2 separate regions of the Mus musculus genome follow, and region 1 is linked to region 2. Evidence: chromatin loops called from intact Hi-C (ENCODE). Cell type or tissue: gastrocnemius. All regions are shown on one strand. Each heading gives the region's core, and the rest is flanking DNA. Links, peaks and the distances in the headings are about the cores only.

Region 1 (2,917 bases), core at 222-2,721, 69 kb before region 2:
CAGTCCTGACTTCCTTCAGTGATCAACAGCAGTATGGAAGTGTAAGCTGAATAAACCCTTTCCTTCCTAACTTGCTCTTGGTCATGATGTTTGTGCAGGAATAGAAACCCTGATTAAGACAAGTTCTATAAAGGTGGTTGGGAAATGTTTGGACAGTTGGCAAAGACCTGAACAGAAGTACTTGGTCCCTGGGAGCCCCCTCTTTGGGTCGTCCAGTTGAGGCCTGACTGGTGGCCTGTTTTCCATTTGTTTTAGTCAAGAGTTCTCTGGAGGAGTAATTATCATGAAAATATATCACAAGGGGGCTTTATTAGATTGGCTCACACCACATGGGCAAGAGTGTTCAACAGTGACCTCTATATGCTGAGGAGGCTGAGGATCTGACAGAACCCATGCCACAAGGTCAACGTCACAGTCTGAGAACCCGGAGGGTTCACAGAAGCTGCTGGTCCTTAGTCCTCACTGGAAGGCTGAAGAGTTAAGGTCCTGACAGCAGTGAAGGATGGTGGAAGAAAGCAGCTATGGCAGCGGTGGTGGCAGCAGCAGCAGCGGCAACAGTGTTGATGCACTTACAAGCAAGGGGAAAAGGCAGGCAGATGATAGGCCTATTTTCCCCCAGGAGTTCTTTAGATCTGGTCTGTTTCCAGAAGGTGGTACCCACTCTGGTAGGAGCAGCTTCTCAGTTTGCCTTCCTGGAAATGCCCACAAGACCTGTCTCTTAGTTGATCCCAGACCAATCATCACATTATCTATTTGCTGTCTCTCCACAGATGGAGTCTTACCAGAACATGGCCTTGTCACATCTACACTCTCAGAAGCCACTTTACTTGAGACAGACTGAAAACCTATTTATTATATGGCTCTTAATGGGGAACATTTGCAACTGTACTTTAAGCCATTGTGGTGTGGGGGTGGTGTGGAGGGTGGGGGTGGGGGGTGTTACTGCAGTGTGACCTGTGTGTACTGACTGAAACATTCCAAAAACCATGTCCTAACTCTATGACATATATTTTCATGTCTGAAGATGTGGAATACTTTATCATCTTGAGCCTGCTGACTGACTCTGAAACTCCATTGGAGCCATTATTGGCAGCCGAGGAGGACAGGCAGGTCCTGGGAGATAAGGGACAGTCTACAAGTCACTTGGGGTACATCTATGCTTCTGAGCCACAAGAAAATGTGTCACTAAATTTCTAAGGGTTCTCTCTGTATTGCTGAAGCCAATGTGCCTGCCTTGGTCTGGGAACCCATGGGCTTTTCTACCCCTAACATCTTCTGTTTGAGAAGAAGATGAACAGAGGGAGGCTGCCTCAGCCCAGGACTGAAGAGAGAAGTGGTATCCTGGCTTCCCCACCAAGCCCTCTCTGTTTTCTGCTTCCCTTATTTATGCTCGGCAGCTCTGACTCCTAGGTTCACACCATCTGCAATGAGAGCAGCCTGGGGGCATGTGGTTACCGTCCTGCCCACCAGGGGCATTGGTTTTCTCACCTGTCTCTGTGAGCATCCAGCTTTGCATACGTGCTGCAGAGCAGCATGGGAATGCCCTTCTCTGCCCACCACCGCACAAAGGAGGAACCAGGAGCCCTATCTGGGGAGGGGCTTTGCCACCTGAAGCTCAGCTCAGCTGTGCAGCCAGCCTCCTCCAACCACAGACTTCATTGGGCTTTTGTGGTTGTTGTTGGGTAGCCAAGGTTAGCCTTAAACTCCTGATTCTCCTGCCTCCATCTCTCTAGCTGTGGGATTGCAGGTATGTGCCAGCATCCTGAGTTTATGTGGTGTTGGAAATCAAACCCAAACACTCTAAGACTCAGCTACATCCCAACTGTTGTTACTTTTTTGAGTTAAGCTCTTAGGCTTGCTCAACATACTTGGAAGCAGTGGAGCCTCCTTCACAACCCAAGAGGCCCTGGCGAAATACTTGCTATGAGGAAATCTTTCCATTGAGAAAATTCTGTGTGTCCCCGTGCTCAGTGGCTCCACTGAGCAGTGTGGTGGCCATGCTTGAGAAGGACATGGGGCTTTGGAGACCATAGTTCCCGCTGCCTTTGTCGCACCTGCTGCCTGGCAAGGAACAGGAGCCTCTCTGCTCCTGGGTCACTACCAACTTTGCCACCACCCAGGAATGGAATGAGTTCTGGGTCCCTGATGGGTCCTGCTGGACTGTTTCATCAGGGGGACATTCACCTTGTCCGAGGACCGGTTGTCACCTGGCTTATCCCTCGCTCTCTTACAGCAAGGGCGTGCAGTCAGGCTCTGCAAGACAACAAACTGCACATGGCCCTACAAGGAGGAGAGGCCTCTGTCTTTCCTCTTCCAACAGTGGTCTGTGGCATTCTGGACCCCATTGGCAGTGATATTGTCTGAGTTCCAGATCCAGAGTCTTGGGGGCTGGAGGACAGTACATAGACCTCAGAAGCAGCCTTGGGACCTGGAGACATAGCTCAGTTGATAGCACGCTTACTGAGCATGTATGAAGTCCTAGGTTCCAACTCAGCAATACATAAATCAGGCAATGGTGGTGCACACTTGCAATCTGTAATCCCAACATTGAGGAGGTAGAGGCAGAAGGATCAGAAATTAAAGATTATCCTCAGCTACATTGTGAATTTGAGGTAAGCCTCGGCTGATTGTGACCTTGTTTTGTTTTATTTACTAATTAGCTAACTCATTTAAAAAGCATCAGGTCAAGCCATGCCCGCAGCAGCCCACTCCCTCCCAAACATTTTTCCTGAGGTCTCTGTAAACCTGAGCACCAGTAATCCAAGATGGAATCGGTTGGGGCCCCAGCTTTATGCTCCTACTGGCAGCTAGGGCGGGCCCCAGACTCAGAGGGAACTCAATGGCTACTAGGGAACTGAAAACACATGACTCCAATCTGGAGAAAAATGACTTCATGGTCACAACCCCTGAAGTAGCC
Region 2 (2,917 bases), core at 213-2,712:
CCTTCTTTCCAGGACATGGGGGACCTGGGGCCAGAGTGTGCTGCCAGCCCTTGGGAGCTACAGGCTAAGCCTGAGGGTGTCAGACTGGGCTCTGCTAGGCAAACACTTTCCCAGAAGCCAGTGTGGGAGGCAGCCTGGAAGCAAATGTCCTAGAAGTAGGCACAGGACGTGCCAGAGGTGACACAGCCCTTGGGGGACATGCCCCGGAAGGTAGGGCAGTGGGTGACCCACTGTCCTGGTTTTCCCAAGCAATAGTTCCCACCATGGGGACTTTCAATGACAAAACCAATCAGGAAAGTCCCTGGCAAGCCACATGGCTGGCCACCTTAACGAAGCCACCTGCCTTTCCTCAGCTGCCTCCCATCTCCATTTCTTCTTTTTCAAAGATTGTGTGTGTGTGTGTGTGTGTGTGTGTGTGTGTGTGTGTGTGTGTGTGTAGGTATCTTCAGAGTCCAGAAGGAGGCATCAGATCTTCTGCATCAGGAGTTACAGGTGGTTGTGAACCACTGAAGGTCAATGTTGAGAACTGAACTCGGGTCATCTACAAAAGCAGCAAGTAGTTTTACAGCTGGGCCATCCCTCCAGCCTCCTGATTTCTTTAGAAATACATAAAATCTGTGTTGTCACCAATATGGGCCTTGTCACCATCTACCCAGGTGGCTCACAATGTCTCAGAGAGCATGAAAATGCAGAGCTCGTATAATGTCTGTAGTCCTTGCCTCCGTGATAGCCACCCCCCTACACACACACACACACACACACACACACACACACACACACACACACACACAGTGCAGCAAGTCACCTGTGCACAATGTCAAAAATAAGTACAGTGTTTCTTCTCTGATCATTCTCAAATTTGAATGTGTCACAACTCTGAGGTATTCCTGGCACAGTTCTCCTGGGTTGTATCTCATAACAGGAAGTAGGGAATGGCCTACAGATACAGCTTGGGGCACATCAAGCTATGGGCAACACGGAAGCAGCCACCACACTCATCCAGGAAGGTTCTAGAATGTATTGGTGGCCAACAAAGCCCTAAGTTATCATTTCACGGGCAGGAAACAGAAGGCATGCACCTCAAGAAGTCTGAGGAGTAGGTTGCTGGGTCTCTTGGGTTTCTCTCTGACATCAGGATAGCCATCAGGTGACATCTTTCTCCTGCCCCTGCCATCCTGTATTGGTTTAACTAGTTGTGAGATTTTGTAAAATGAAAAGAAGCTATCCTAGCAGGGCTGCTGCTGTGGTGTCCATGGTGGGGGTTGGGTAGCATTGGCTGGAGCTGGGTCAGTCCCAGTCTGTTCCTAGCAAAGAAGATGCAAAGGAGCCATATTTGGGTCTGACTAGACAGGAATCTTTTGTCCCCAAACTGAGAATTTAGCCCTGTCATAAGTTTGTTTTCTTAGGAAGGTTCTGGGGTCTTAGGAGCTGGAGGAGGTCAGCCACTGGGAACTGATGCAAAACACATGGACTCAGCTCACTACCAGAGACTGTCATGTGGCTCCTAAGACTCAGAGCTTCAGGATGGATGTATCCTGTCATCTTCAGGCACAGCTGGATCTAGGTGCTCAAACACAGCCACTGACTTCTCTCTGCAACCATTCCTTGACCGTCTTCGTCCACACTACCTCTGTCTCCACAGCTTCCTTCATTGTTTGTGTCTCTGCTTCTCTTGGTGTCCTCAGTTGCAGACAGGCACCCTTCGGGATAAGAAAGGTGACAGTTGTCACCCTTGTCTCTTGAGCCAAGTGACAGCTCCCCCTGCTGGCTGGGTAGGAAAAGTCACAGGGAGACTCTTGGTCAGCTTGTGTCACATGCCTACCCCACTGTGACTGTGGTCAGAGAAGAGTCCTCACACTGCCAGTCCCTCCAAACCACACTATGAGAACTGAAAAAGGCACACGGTTCTTCAAAGAAGATGTTGTCATGGAGGAAGGTCAGAGCCAGCGCCACCAAAGATCACAGATGCCACGGTGGCCATGGGAAGCAAAGACCTTCAAGTCCTAGATCAATTCCAGAGACTCCAAGTTTCAGTAACTGTGATCCTCGGTGTGTCCAGAAGGGAGAGCACACTCAGATACTGCAGCTTTGGAGAGACGTAGACGAGAGCAAGCAGGTTCCTAGGTAGAGCAGAAAGGGATCATGACTCTGAACCCAACCTCAGGTTGCCTTTCACTACTTCACCCTCATGTCACGTGTGAGGTGTCACTGTGCATATCTGTCTCAGTTACTGACATCTGCCACTGCCACCACCACCACCGATACTGTCATCACCACTACCACCATCAGCAGCATCACCACCAAAACCATCACCATCATCCATACCACTATTAATCACTGCCATTACTACTACCAACAGCACCAGCATCATCACCATCCCCTCATCACTGTCACCATCCAAAGGGCGCTATCACCATACCCGGGACCGCCAACACCTCCTCTGTCAGATCCACCACTACGTTAACTGTCACCACCCATCATCACTGTCATACCGACACAACTCACACACTCCTACTTCTCTCACCATTAAAAATAAGCCTCATATCCACATCAATCAACAGTGCTATTACCATAGCAACAGCAGTCTTTCTGACTGGAAGTTTATTACGGAAGTTCGATGTGCGGGTATGGATGCCACTAAAGAAAGGAGCACCGGGCCACTGCAACCCAAAGCTTCACCTTCCGGTGAAGGTGCAGAGATCTTAGAAGTGAAGAGACTAACCAAGACAATCTGGGGGACTAAAGGACTGGGGTTCCAGACCTGGGCTCAGATCCAGAGCCTGCTGGCTCCTTATCCAGGCTGAGTCACCTGCTTCCCAAGCCTGTCTCCTCCATCCCTAGGAATGACTGTTCTTCCAGCTGCTCAAACACTGGGGAATCGCTGCCCTTCTCTCCTGGTCCCACCACAGCCAAGCCA

The links. Peaks named below come from ENCODE experiments on the same cell type or tissue, not always from the same donor. Only the 100,000 strongest peaks of a DNase experiment are listed, where the experiment ranks them.
Region 1: a loop joins it to region 2, with 2.0 times the contacts of the local background. A loop is called at or near these places in 6 of 42 quality-filtered maps.

Annotation. Positions count from the first base shown.
Region 1 is chr7:145,027,889-145,030,805 of GRCm38, forward strand. No RefSeq gene overlaps it. Among named protein-coding and RNA genes, the nearest start is that of Gm46023, 40 kb to the right of the region's middle. In gastrocnemius, for the core only: no CTCF peak of the experiment used is centred there; a DNase peak (open chromatin) is centred at 1,496; H3K4me3 peaks cover 37 bases; H3K27ac peaks cover 165 bases.
Region 2 is chr7:145,096,759-145,099,675 of GRCm38, forward strand. No RefSeq gene overlaps it. Among named protein-coding and RNA genes, the nearest start is that of Gm46023, 29 kb to the left of the region's middle. In gastrocnemius, for the core only: a CTCF peak has its summit at 1,766 (motif pointing left); no DNase peak of the experiment used is centred there.